Regions from separate parts of the Mus musculus genome. Here region 2 is linked to region 1. Evidence: chromatin contacts called from ENCODE Hi-C or POLR2A ChIA-PET data. All regions are on one chromosome and are shown on one strand. Each heading gives the region's core, a stretch centred on a gene start or an enhancer-like site at or near the end of the contact. The rest is flanking DNA. Distances are from core to core; before and after follow the strand shown. Region 1 holds the start of Ifngr1 (interferon gamma receptor 1). Region 2 holds the start of Bclaf1 (BCL2-associated transcription factor 1).

Region 1 (7,009 bases), core at 2,702-5,201:
CTTCATCTGCTTGCCCTCTCCTCTCCCTCTTCTCCTCTGCTCTCACTTTGCCCGTCTCTTCTCTCATGGCCTGATTCAGTCTAGACCCTGCCAGGTGCCTCTTGCTGATCTCTTCCTCATGTCTACACTAAAACCCTTCTCCTGTTATACACAGGAGCCATCATGTCCTGGTTTTTCATTCAGTGTGGCTTTCCTGTCTCACAGATAACTGACTGTGAGGTGGGGGCTAATGTGACACAATCACACATCAGCATGGCAGATGAGAGGGGTATGCAAGGCAAAAACAAATAATGCGTTTCTTAGTGTCAGTCTGATATGTAAACACTCGGAATCCCCTTCGATGACCTGGTTATATTATAGCCAACCATAAATTAAATTTTATATTCTTTCACCTATATCTCTCTATAAGCTTGGGTTTTTTTCTTCTTTTGTTTATTTGCTAAAGACTAATGGGTTGCTAGACACTTGTCTATGGGGTAGGAGATGTGCCAGTGAGGGAAACAGTTGTTCTTCCAGGAGTAAAATTAGACAACTGAAAGAATGTGTGTGTTACACATTTATTCACATATGAACTTCTTAAATCTCATATTAAGTCCCCTTTTGTGCTCCTACAACCCTGCTGCATTCTTTGGTAATTACAATCACAATTTCAATAATTATCTGTGGAGATCATGTCCCCTTATAAATATACATTTTGCAAAAAAACATAATGTATATATAAAACATGTGCCTTGAGTATATATAATTTATAGTGAGCTCTCTAGATAAACACTATGGCAAAGAAAAAAGTTAGATATGGGTCTGTGTGGAGACAGAGGCCTGGAGAGTCATGTGGGGTAAAGGGTATTGTCTATAATCTATAGATTGATGGGGAGAATACAGAACTCTGTGCTGTAGCTACAGACGCTCAAGCGTCTGCTTTACAGGGGAAGGAAATGCCTAAATACAGTGTGTGCTACTCATTGTTGTAGCTCGGCCATGCTCGCTCGCTCACTCGCTCTTTCTTCCTTCCTTTCTTTCTTTCTTTCTTTCTTTCTTTCTTTCTTTCTTTCTTTCTTCTTTCTTTCTTTCTTATTTTTTTTCATGCTCTGTTTCTAAGCTTGTAATTTTTTTTATTTAGCCGTATTGATTTCCTCTAAGCCATGTTGAGTGTGGCCTTCAGACTGTATCTCTAATCCTGAGCAGCAACTCCACATATATTTTAGCTTTATATTTTCCACCCTCATCCCAGATTTTTTTTTCTTTAATTTAAAATCCATCCTGAGAGTACAGTGGGCACAAGCACATACTTGGAGAATCTCCACTGGTCTGGCTTTAGAAGACAAAGCACTGATCATTCATTCTCTTCTGTATTGGCTTTACAAAATTTCTATCATTGGATTTTTAAAATATATAGATTTTATTTATTTTCCTTCTAATTTTATTAGCCTATAGAACCTATTCCTTCCCCCTTAATCTCCTAATTAGTCTGATTAGCAGGCTACAATATTGTAGATCTCTTGGACTGCAGATATAGCCTGGTTGGTAAAGTACTTAGGAAGCATGCGCACAGCTCTGGGATTGCTCCCCAACACTGAGGAACCTGGTGCCGCAAGCATGCCTGTAATCTTAGCATTTGGGGGTGGAGACAAGACTAGCCAAAGCTCAAGGTCATCCCTGGCTATATAGTGAGTGTGAAGCCAGACAGACTGGCATACAAGAGCTCCTAACTCAACAAATAAAACCACCGAACGAACGCCGTTTATTCCTCCATTAAAATCTAGACTAAGCCAATCCTGCCCCACCCCCCACACGCACACGCATGCACGCACGCACGTCTGATACTGTAATCTCATTGTTCATCTTGAGAACTGGCACAACATCGATACTGCCCTTACAGTGCCTCTTCCTCAGTGGATACAAGGTCCATGGGGGCAGGTGCTGTGTCTGCCTCCCTCGGGGCAATATTTTACTGCATAGCTATATCTTGGGTATCCACAGAAGCACTCGGAAACACTTAACTCCCAAGCATCCTCTGCCTCCAGAGGACTATGGCAGTGCCTTGGAAGGAAGGATGCTCTGCAGGTGATATCTGAAGCTTTGTCCAGATCCTTCCTCAGAAATGGAAGGTTCAGTGCCATTCCCTCCCAGCCAGCAGGAGCGCAGCTAGTAATCAGCCTCAGCTGCCAGTCTTCTAGTGGGAGATGCTAAAGGCATGGAAGCCACAAATCATGTCCTGTTCTGGCTTGTATTCAGTGCTGGGAAGTTGCCGCTTCACTTCCTATACCCATGGAGGACACTCTACAAAGCCATCCCCACTTTGGAGCAATGTGTGAGGTTGACATGTCTTCACAATCAGATCTAGCTACCTCTCTTTTATCCCAGAGGTTTATCCCAGAGGTTTATCCCAGCAGCACTTCTCAAGGACTGTTTCCATCACTTCATAATCTGCTTCCTGGTAAGCCAGCCTGGGGCACATGGAGTCTCAACTACAACAAAATCTGCAAGCCGCATGGTGCGGTCTCTCCTACTCTATATTCCTAAACAGCAAAGTACAGTAATTTATCCTTGTGCCATACAATGACCAGAAATGCCTTTCTTGAGGTGCATATCAGATGCACACCCAAACTCTTATTCCAAGTACTCACATCTGTAGCACCAAGGGTGAGACATTTGCTGTGTACCTTTTTCAGAAATGCAGAAAACTGAAGTCTAACCTGAATCATATGTACTGAATCTGAACCTGCACAAGGTCACCAAGATTTATCCTGACGTCAAAGTCTGAGAAATGCTGGGCTATTAGCATAATTAATTCGTTAATTAATCAAGACAAATAACAAGCCTTAGCTGGTAACTCCAAGTCTGCAGAATGTCTTCATAACATTTTGCTTGGAAGACTCAGAGAATGTCATGCCAGTATCTCTCTCTACGGTATAGAGCTTGCATTCTAGGAAGCAGAGAAAATCAAATCAATATGCATATTGTAGGAGGGGGTGCAAATGTGTTATTAAAAATAAAGTGGAGTAAAGAGAAGGGGAGAGTGGGTTGCATTCAAATTCCTTGCAGACATGGTGATAAAAGAGAGCTGAGGCGAGTGAGGCAGCACAAGAGTGTTGTCTATAGTAAGTGCAAGGTCACTAAAGTGAATTTAGGGGAATGAGAGAGATTTAAACTAACCGGTGCGGTCAGAGAGGCAAGAGGGACGATCTCTTGATGAAAGACTACTTAGTGATCCGCCCTTTGACATTTCATCATTAAAATGGGCATGTGCTTTTTGTGGTGGTAGTTTGTTTTTGCTAAGAATAAAGTGCTAGCCAAGCACATTGGATTTGCGTTGTGGGAGTCTGAACAAACTGTCTTGAAAACCAGAAGTTTAAGTTCCGCGGACAAAACTGGTGGGAACTGGAGAAGGATTTTTGTAACTTCTCTAACACCTCAGGCTCCAACACGCCTCATGCTGAGGGATGAGATAAGCATGGTGTCTGGTTGTGGACTGAGGCAAAAATCTCCAACCCCAGGTTACTACATAACCAGAATGAGGAACTGAGGAAGGTAGTGTCAGGCTGAAGAAGGTAAGGTTCCGGTCAGAGTTTCAAACGTATCCACAGTCCAGGTCCTGAATACAGAGAAGAGCCCACAGTTTCAAACCTCAGGCTAGTCCACCCCTTCTCCAACTTAGTGAAACTTCTCCGCCCACGCAGCGCACTGCCTGGCTCCCCAGTCCAGACCTCGCCTATAACCATGTCCTAGTCCACTTTAGACCCGCCAAGACACGCCTCCTTGTATAGACCCCGCCTCACATCCCACCTCTACTCCCAACCTCCAATCAACTCTAAGAGATTGCGTATTGGTCCCGCCTCTCTGGCTAGACCCCCGCCCTGAGTCCGCCCCTGAAGAGCTGCCTTTTAACCCTTTGCCCCGTGAGGCTCCGCCTCCCACTTAAGCCACGCCCCTCAGTCCCAGGCTGGTCTCTCAAGCTTTGGTTTTGGCCCCACCCAGCTCCCCGGCAGGCCGCTTGCGGACTTGGCGACTAGTCTGCGGCGGACGTGACGCCAAGGCCAGGCCACGGGCAGCGCGGGTCCCCTGTCAGAGGTGTCCCTCGCGCAGGAATGGGCCCGCAGGCGGCAGCTGGCAGGATGATTCTGCTGGTGGTCCTGATGCTGTCTGCGAAGGTCGGGAGTGGAGCTTTGACGAGCACTGAGGATCCTGAGCCTCCCTCGGGTAATCTCTCCGAGCCGCTGCGGGCTGGGGCGGGAGGCCAGGCCGGAGGCGCCGGGCTGGGAAGTCCCTGCGTTCCTGCTGCGCCGCCCTGGGCAAGGCAGCCCCAAGGGGCCCCGGGGGCTCCGCGGTTTACACGCCGCTTTCGCCTCTTCTTTGCCGACACAACACAAATCTGTGGTCTGTTTTACAGTTAGTTTCCACGGCAGCGTTTGGCATTGTGTGTATGACTTACAGACTTTATTTTCAATCTGTAGTCGGAATCCTCTGAAGGAAAAGGGGTGCCAACGGATACTAAGAGATTCTGATTTGTTTGTTAGTCTGGCGTTTAAGTGTTGAGATGCAAGGGTTCTTCTCGTAGCTTAAATCCTCAGAGCCTTTGATTTCAAATGATTATATATTCCCAGGACATATATGCTGGGAATAGTTCCTCTTTATGATTAGAGCTCTAGAGACAGCAATAAAACTTTTCATGCCCTTCCAGTCCCTAATCGTAAGTATCTGAGAAGTTCCCAATCTCCAGCTGCTGGAAGGCATGGGGAGACCTCTTTAACTCTCAGGCGAGTTCCAGCTCTGAACCCCTCCTATGGTTTCCAGGAGCTTCAGTTAGGCGTGCAGATTCCAATCCTGCCTTGACCTGATTTTCACAGTAGCTAGGATGTAACCACCTAGATGTCAGATGAAGGAAATGAGGTGCATGTTCAAACTGAAGTTCCACTGAGCTATAGAGAAAAATGAAATCATAATTGCAGAACAGTGGAATCAGAAAAAGTGTTAGTTGTGTTACACAGCCAGATTAAAAAAGACAATTACCATGTTTTCTTATGATAAATCAACCCCAGAGAAGTGTGTGTAGGAAATCATGAGAGGGGAGGAAGAGATCTTGAGGAAGAAGAGTTTAAAACAAGCAAAAGCAGGGTAATAAAACTCATGGGACATTAATGTAGAAGAGAGGACTCTTGGGGGAGGCAGGTGACCAGAAACAGAGAGCCAGGAGCAACTAAGGAATGAATCAGAAGCAATAATGGTATGTATGCAATATGTATGAAAATGTCTTATTAAAATCTTGTGCTTTCATAATTTAAAATTTTAAATTAAATATAGGATGCATGTATGGAAAAAAATTAAGCAAACAAATCCTTAGACATCCCTTAGGATAGACATGGTACCAAGGGCTAGGTAGATGAATTATAGTTATGACTTACTGAATGCTGGGCACTGTCTATTTTCACATAACAGATCTATTTCTACAGTCACCTCTACTAAAAGTGCCACCGGTATCTGCATCCATGGTGAGGCACACGGGGCTGCCCAAGTGGTAGGAGCCACTTACTAGGTGGTAGAGTACAAATTCTTAACCATCCCACTGCCAGCAATTACCAGGGGGAGTCGCCTGTCCCTGTTGTCCATTGAAGTACACTGTGATCAGAGATTGAATTTACTTTCAGGCTGCTGGAAATCAAGACTGGGTACCTAACCTCATTCAGGGGACTCTGGGAAGACTTTTTCAGAGAGATGTAGCTTAGAACCAGAGGCTTAGAGAGAATGTGCTTGCAGGGATATGAAGTGGTATGTTCAACTAGTGGGAGAGTTTTAACAGACTGTGTGGCAGGAGAGAAATAGGAAACCACTGGAATTCTTGTTGTGTATTAATATCAAGGAATGGAAATGGGGCTTTAATTGGCTTAACCCAAAACAGAAGGTTATTGGTTCAGAGAATGAGATACCAGCTTGGCTTCGGGAAGTTGGAACACAAGAAAGCTACCACTGATGAGCAGTGGTTGTGCACACCTTTAATACCAGCACTTAGGAGGCAGGGGTGGTGGATCTCTGAGTTCGAGGCCAGCCTGGCCTACAGAGTGAGTCCCAGGACAGCCAGGGCTTCACAGGGAAACCCCATCTCAAACAAACAAACAAAACTGAAGAAGAAAGGAGGAGGAAGGAGGAAGAGGAAGAGGAGGAGAGAAGGAAGAGGAGGAGGAAGAGGAGGCAGCAGCTACCATGTACCATTTTTTATTTCTAGTTGTCCTGGTTATTGACAGATTCCCTATTTGGCAGGAATGGTGTGTGCTGGTAGCCTTTGGGTTTTAAAATCTTGCAACTTCTTCTGTCACAACAAAAACCCCAGAGGAAGGCTCATTTCCCTAGCTTGGTTGGGTGCCAACCAAGTGGGAAGGACATTGTTGAAAGGTGTGGTGTGGAGGAATTCTCAGAAGGAGAAGCACACTGTTCCTGAACAAAGTTCAGGGCCCAAGCCAGGAATCTAATGTGCCCAGCATGGTTGGTGTCGCTGAGTGGTGTGCAAGGTTAGAGAATGCTAGTTAGAAGTGCCAGGCATCATCATATTGAGTAGTTTAAGGGAGAGAGTCCATTAGGGAGCTCAAGTGTCAGGAGATGCCATGAGGAGTGGCTGTGTAATGGAGGAGAGGGGAAAGCTTGCAGGAATATTGAGGAGGTGGGGTCAGTTGGACTCTGACTGGGTGTGGGTGGAGAGAGGAACACAGCTGCCTGGCCCAGGGCAGAGCCTTAAACCTAGTGCCAGGTACTTCCCTCTACTTTAGATCCTCCTCTGTGTGACCTCATAGTTTGCACCCGCTATGGTAACACCTATGCCCTTCTGTGTTGTACCCCAGCACTTTATAATGCATTTCCTTAGATTTTTGTCGTGTTCCCTCTGCTGTTTTTATTTGTTTGTGTATTCTGTCTTGAAGTGGAATCTCATATGTAGCCCAAACTTGCTTCAAGCTGAGCTCCCTGGTGCAGCTCCCTGAGTGCTGGGATTATTATAGCCCCAGGCCAGAACACCAATTCC
Region 2 (7,009 bases), core at 1,461-3,960, 720 kb after region 1:
GTCATTGCTGAACTAGGTGGACCACAGCCTGTAAGCCATTCTAACACACACACACATACACACACAAACACACATTCATTTAATAAGTTCTGCTACTCTAGAACCTAAATCACTTCTAACACACAGATATCAGGTTTCAGCAAATCACCGGTTCTCCAGTGTTTATGCTAACCCCTAGAGATTTTGTCTCTAAGTGTGTGGAGAGACTGACACAGGCACATTTCTGTGCTGGGGAGTGAATCTAGGGCCTAGCACATGTTAGGCATGTGCTCTGCCACTGAGTCATATTCCTAGCCTGGTGACCTTATAAAATAATAGGATTATTCTCATAAGGTCAATCTTGAGGTGTATCATATTCTAAGAGAAATTATTAGGGTTTGTTAATATCAATGGTCACTTCATGGACTAGGCTGAAAAATTTTTGAGACAGGGTCTCATGGAACTCAGGTTATCTACAAACTTGTGTAGCTGATGTGCAGACACTTAAAAACAAAAATCCACTAACTTATAGGTCATAAAACATTACTGCAGCATTCATTTGTGTATTAGTAAGGTTGGCAACTTTACAATCTATATTTCTTCTTGGAAAATTTTCTATTTTTAGGAAATGTCCAACTTTCCATTTGGATCTTTCCACGTATGACAATTTATGGTGGCATTTCAGGTTTTGAAAAATCAAATAAAATGAATATCTATTAAACAAGAACCTTGAAGCTTGGTTTAAAAAACATCACATATAAAATAAATCTAGTTCATCTTTTATTTCTTTAAGAAATTATTCACATACATTTGCCTAAGTGTATGGAGTGGTTATATGCTACAACTCCCTGTAGACAGGGTCAGAGGACAACCTTTAGGAATCTGTTCTGTCCTTCTGCTGTGAAGTTTTCAACAGGGAAGACTGCTTGGACATGGTTTTAAGGCAATGGAAAGTATATTAGCTGTCTGAGTGTTCCAGATCCGAGTGTGTAGTCCTTGGCTTTATCAGGGTGAGAGGCACAAAAACCGTGTTCTGGGTTGACAGACTTCATTTAAGAAAAGCAGTTAACTAGATGTGGACTACAGATGCCCAAACACAAGCTTCTTCGCACACATACACTTCCCCAGAGCTATAGACCTCGATGAATTAGGTCTTTGTTTCCTTTTGGCAGATAGGACTGCCTACATGCTGAGTTTTACAGCCTGAATAGTACTTCTGCCATGGAGGGAGTTGTCTTGGGCCCTACTACACTTCTACCATAAAGGTCCCAGGGATTGAACTCAGGTTGTATTGGGCTTGGGAGCGGTTCCTTGACCGTCTGAGCTCCTTACAGAGGCTCAACCTGTTTGTTAGACATCCACTTATTTATTTGTTCCCATGTCTTCCTTCTTTGGTAACACATTGATTTATTTGAGGTCAAAGTTAGGTTAGGAAGGTGTACTTCTGTGGCTGAACAATTGTGTAGCGCGTACCAGGCAGGTTCTGCGGGTTCAGTGCCCAGCACAGGGGATCTAATGAGCGAAAAATTATATTGCCTTAGATGAAAAGATAACTTTCCAACATATACTAGAATTGCACAGGACTTAATAGCTTCAAAGTGATTAGATTTTGGTATTTTGAATAGATTAAGAGCTATTGGCCCCTGCTGTCTCATTAATATAAAATAGCACAGTTGTGCTGTCTTTGTGCTTCATGTAAATACAGCTCACCTACTTGACAAGTATTTTCTGAGCTCCTACTTTATGCTTTAGACCTATCAGGGTCCCGCATATAGCGCAGATCATAGCTTCCACCATGGTAGTGGGAGCTGGGTGCGGAGCAATTGCCCAATTAAAATACAATCAAAATCAGGATTCATTGGTCAGTCAGGTACTTCCTCCACTGTGGAGTGGATTGTGAGGACAGGCTGCCCTGAACAAGGTTAAAGATCAGAATCAAACTCTAATGCTGAACTTAACTGACAGGCTGCCAATTACAGCTTTGAAATCCTTCAAGGAATTTAACGTTGTCCTAAAATATCACACCGTAATAACGGCTTTAGTCCCTTGAGTGGTCCTGCTTTGGTAAGAACAGCAGGTAAATATGTCTGCAACTTGCTTCAATTCAATCCTGGCTTCTTCGTTTATAATCTGATTCTGGCAGATCCAGTTAGGGCGTGAGGTTTCCGGATCCGTACAAAACTCTGAGAAAGCCTCAGGGGCCAGGCTCCGGCGCCCGGGAAGTTAAGAGCCATTCCGTGACGCAGTCGCCCAGCCGATCCAAGTCTCACGATCGGCCCGGGAGGGGGCGGGGGGCGAGTTCACCCGAAGCCACTCGGCAGAGACTGCCTTGTAACTGTCATGTTAGGCGTCCGAGGGACGGCGCTTCCGGGCAGACGCAGCCCTGCGTCGTCGGTTTTCCGGCCTTTTCCTCAGTGAGAGAGCTTCTGGCGTGCTCTGGGTCGCCGCCTCAGAAGGAGCCAGGCTCGCTAACAGCGGCTCGGAAGTCAGGGGACATCAGTCTCGACTGTTCTTCGAACAAAGCCGAGCCGCCTGCGGAGAAGCCAGCCAGCCCTTCAGGGCCCGCCCCACCCTTGTCCCACCCCCTGTCGGCTACACCTCGCGAGACCGGGCAACGAGACTTCCCAGAAAGCCTTGGGCTACACTCAACCGCGGTTCGCCAGTCGCGCCTGGGCGGGACGGTGGGAGGGGCCTGCCTAGCGATTTAGCGGCCTGGAAGGCCACGCCCCAAGTCGGAAGTGACGGAGCCGAGCTAGCGCGACGAGGCCGCCTCTATGGTCTTCCTCTCCTTCTGGAGTCGGGAAATGGCCGCTGTGTAGTTAGCACGGAGGTAAACCCTGCACGCACATCGTGCTTCGGCGTGTCAGGTAGGCCTCGCGCCGCATTCGAGTCACTCAAAGGAGAAAGCCGAGGCGACAGGGCGGTTGGGTATCGACAACTCTGACGCGTGGTGACGGGTCGGCGGCGGGAACGGGGACCCCGAGCCGTTACTCGTGCGTTTTCCTCCTCGCTCCCTCGGGTCTGGAAGGCGCCGCGGGCCGCCGGGGTGGGGGGATGGGGGAGCTGCGCCACCAGCGGGCCGGGCTGCGAACCTGGCTCGGGGCCGGAGCCCGGGAGGCCTCGGCGTGCGCGTGCGCAAACCGCTCGCCGACCCTTCCCCCACGGCCTCGGCTGGGACTCCTGCGCGCGCCCGGCCCAGGGCTCTGCGCACGCGTGCTTTTTTCCCCTTTCTTCCCTGCCCATGGCAACGCCGCCGCGTGTGTTAGTTTCCGAGCCTTGCTTGTTGTTGGCCTTGGGGGAGGCGTCTTCCTTCCTGGTCCTAGCCTTTGGGACTCGGAGGAGATAACGGCGAGCTGCGACAAAGTTAAGCAACGGAATCAGCCACGTCGTGCGTGGCGGTTAAGCCGCCTCCCTCGCCTCTATGGGGTACATATGTCGGTTTAGGCCAGGCTTAATCAGATGAAGGCTTTCGATCTGTTTGTAGCAGACACCTGGGTGTTGGCGCCAAAGTTTTTCGTTTTGGCTCCCTACCAACTCACTGTTGTAGCCGATCAGTAGGTGCGTAGTTCCAGTTTCTAGCGGGATGCGACTAAGAGAGGGGCCCTTTCTCAGTAATCCAAGCGCTGACATACCTTTTTTTTTTTTTTTTTTTCTTGTTTTTCCAGACAGGGTTTCTCTGTGTAGCCCTGGCTGTCCTGGAACTCACTCTGTAGACCAGGCTGGCCTCGAACAGAAATCCGCCTGCCTCTGCCTCCCAAGTGTTGGGATTAAAGGCGTGCGCCACCACCGCCCCGGCTACCTTTTTTGGTAAGAGTTAGCACACTTTAGAAATTGAGGATATTGGCAGCGGTGATTGGGGGGATAAATGGGTGAAGGAAGAAGGTTATAGTTCTGTCACTCAGTGCTGGCCTTGAACTCCCAGTTAATCTCCTGCCTTAGCTTCGGGAGTGGTGGGATAATAGTATTTTTTTTTCGTCACTTCTTCGTCACCCCAGCTGAGTTTTAAGATTTGTTTTCTTGGTCTGGGGAGTGACCAGAATATTGGATTTCTGTACCCTAGACGATCTTCTTGGGTCCAAGTGGCTTCGAACTACGGGTTCTCCATGTATATATGTGTTTGGGTTATAGATGTGCAAATTCATACCCAACATATTTTAAGTTTATCTAGTTAAAGTGAGGACCTGTACTTTCTACCTTTAAATTTAAAGTTTTCTATTAGAATTGAAAAGGAGAAAAATTGAAAGGGAAAAAAAACCTGTTAGTCACTTCAGACTCACATCCTGTTGGTACAGCATATATATTTTTGTATTAAAAGGGAATCGTAGAACAAAATGTCTTGTCCTCACTATGAGCTTGTATTCTAGATTAGCCCTAACTGGGATAGTTGGTACTGTTACGCAATAAAGGACCTTTAAAGACTTACCAGTTTGCATTTTTTGTGTGATTCTAACCAAATTCAGGGTAGTGTGCTGGGAAGGATGTCTCTAAAGTCGTTTTTAGTAAACAGCTGAGATTTCCAGTGTTGGAATAACAGGCTCCAGCCACCATACATACCCAGTGTATGTGGTGCTGAGAATCAAACCCGGGGCTTTGTGTGTGCTGAAAAGCTCTGTCAGCTAAGCATATCCCCTGTCCTAGAGTTGACTTTTGTCTTAGAAAGCAGAAGTTAATTTTAGGACTTGAAAGCCGATCTGGAAAAAGCACTGCTTTTTAGGCTAGTATCTAGTTGAATTTATTGAAAAACTTATTGTGGGGAGCAAGCAAACTAAGCTGCATTAGATTATCTGTGATGTAAAATAAGTGGAGAAAGCTTTTTCCAGTTGTTTATATAGATCTTTTGATTGGTAATTCCCAGGAACTGTATTTGAAATCATTGATGGAATACTATCCACTATCTGAAATCTGCTGTGTAATTTTTATGATTGGTTAATGAGAGAATCTAGAAGACCAGTATATCTCTGGGTAGCAATTGTACTGGTTAATAAGAGAATCTAGAAGATCATTGTATCTCTGAGTAGTAATTGTAAGTGGTTGTGGTTGGAGGATATGGGTTTGTGTGTTGCTGGTTCTAGCTTCTTAAACAATCTTAAAAACACTGAGTATTTGAGTTATAGGCATTTAATATTTTTGATTCAACATTGAAAATAAGTCTGTGAACTTTATAAGTAATAATATTGATCTTACTTAATGTCTTAGGACTTTTTTTTATAGATTTATTTATTTATTATTCAGATGCACCAGAAGAGGGCGCCAGGTCTCATTAAGGATGGCTGTGAGCCACCATGTGGTTGCTGGGAATTGAACTCAGGATCTTTGGAAGAGCAGTCAGTGCTCCTAACTGCTGAGCCATCTCTAGCCCGACTTTTTTTTTTTTTTTTAAGGCTCATTTTATGTATATTAGTACACTGTAGCTGTCTTCAGACACACCAAAAGAGGGCATGAGATCTCATTACAGATGTTGGAAATTGAACTCGGGACCTCTGGAAGAGCAGTCAGTGCTTTTTTTTTTTTTGGTTTTTCGAGACAGGGTTTCTCTGTATAGTTCTGGCTGTCCTGGAACTCACTTTGTAGACTAGGCTGGCCTCGAACTCAGAAGTCCGCCTGCCTCTGCCTCCCGAGTGCTGGGATTAAAGGTGTGCGCCACCACGCCCGGCCTCAGTCAGTGCTCTTAACTGTCGAACCAGCTCTCCAGCCCAGTTTAGGGCTTTCTAACACCAATTTACTTAATTCATTATTTCTCTATTTTTGTAGATGGAACCCCCAAAAGGTGTAAAACTTAAGACTACATAAGCCAGGAGTGGCACAGCTTGGTTTAGAATGTGCCGTGGTTCTTAGTTCAGTCTTTAAAAAAAAAAACCAAACAAACAAAAAAAAAAAAGACCAGGGTGATAAGTAGCTGGACCAAACTAAAAGTGTGTGACTAATCTATTTTGCTTTTTATTATGGAAGGCTTTTGGTACAAAAGTAAAACAGCCGGGTATATTCGCTCAAGCCTATAATCCCAGCACTCAGAGGCAGGCTGGAGGGTCTTTGAGTTTGAAGCCAGCCTGTCCATAGAGTGAATTCCAGGACAGCCAGGGGTGTATAGAGAAACCCTGTTTCAAAAAACCAAATAAATCAACAGCTAAGATAATTAAGTGGATTTCCATATTCTGCTTATTTTCAGAATTTTGTATTTTGTTTGTTTATTCTGTGATACATTTTATTTTATTTTATTTTTTTATTTTTTTATTTTTTTTTAGATTTATTTATTTATTATATGTAAGTACACTGTAGCTGTCTTCAGACACTCCAGAAGAGGGAGTCAGATCTCGTTAGGGATGGTTGTGAGCCACCATGTGGTTGCTGGGATTTCTTCGGAAGAGCAGTCGGGTGCTCTTACCCACTGAGCCACTGTGATACATTTTAAATCAAACTTGCAAACATTTTATTAAACATCCCTGGAATGACTTTTATAGAATACTTGTTAATACTATATTGAAAACATAGGAAAAAGCTTAAATAGACAAGTTTTTGAAATAAATTATGGGTAGCCTGTAGAAACCCTATAAAAAGGCTAACCAGAAATTATAACTAATGGCAGAGCACACACCATGTGCCGGGTTAGCCTTTTCTATTTATTATTTAACCATAAACTTGCAAATACCTTATTTTATACAAAGATTGAAAGAGATCAAGATACCAAATGTTGAGCTGTCATTTAATGAGTGAGTATTAGCTACGGTGTATTTTTCTATTTTAAAAGATGTGATGGCAGTAATTTGCTTTAAGTTTGGGTGCTAATATTGCTAAATGAAGACTTATGTTTGAAATTGTAAGCAGCTTTGTGTTAGTTTTTTGTTTTTGTTTGTTGTTTTGTTTTTGTTTTTAAAATTTTGTTTTTGAGGAAGCTCTAACTTGATTAGCCTTAACTGAGAGCCTTCTCTATAGACTGAACTTAACTGAGAGCCTTCGCTATGGACTGAACTGTTCTTGAACTTGTTGGGATACTCTTGTCTCTGCCTTTTGAGTCCTAGGACAAGAGACTGGA

What was found. A loop is a pair of places that touch in the nucleus more often than their neighbours do. ChIA-PET counts read pairs that join two places held with the same protein, here RNA polymerase II (POLR2A).
Region 2: a loop to region 1 is called in a map of heart, with 7 times the contacts of the local background. The contact joins the promoter of Bclaf1 here to the promoter of Ifngr1 in region 1. A Hi-C loop is called at or near these places in 1 of 37 maps with a recorded cell type or tissue (heart). POLR2A ChIA-PET finds 5 or more read pairs at or near these places in 1 of 5 experiments (embryonic stem cell).

Annotation. Positions count from the first base shown.
Region 1 is chr10:19,587,998-19,595,006 of GRCm38, forward strand. It overlaps Ifngr1 (interferon gamma receptor 1), which reads left to right and starts at 3,952. Exons shown (of 7, transcript NM_010511.3): 1 at 3,952-4,200. The coding sequence starts at 4,089.
Region 2 is chr10:20,309,759-20,316,767 of GRCm38, forward strand. It overlaps Bclaf1 (BCL2-associated transcription factor 1), which reads left to right and starts at 2,711. Exons shown (of 13, transcript NM_001025392.1): 1 at 2,711-2,846.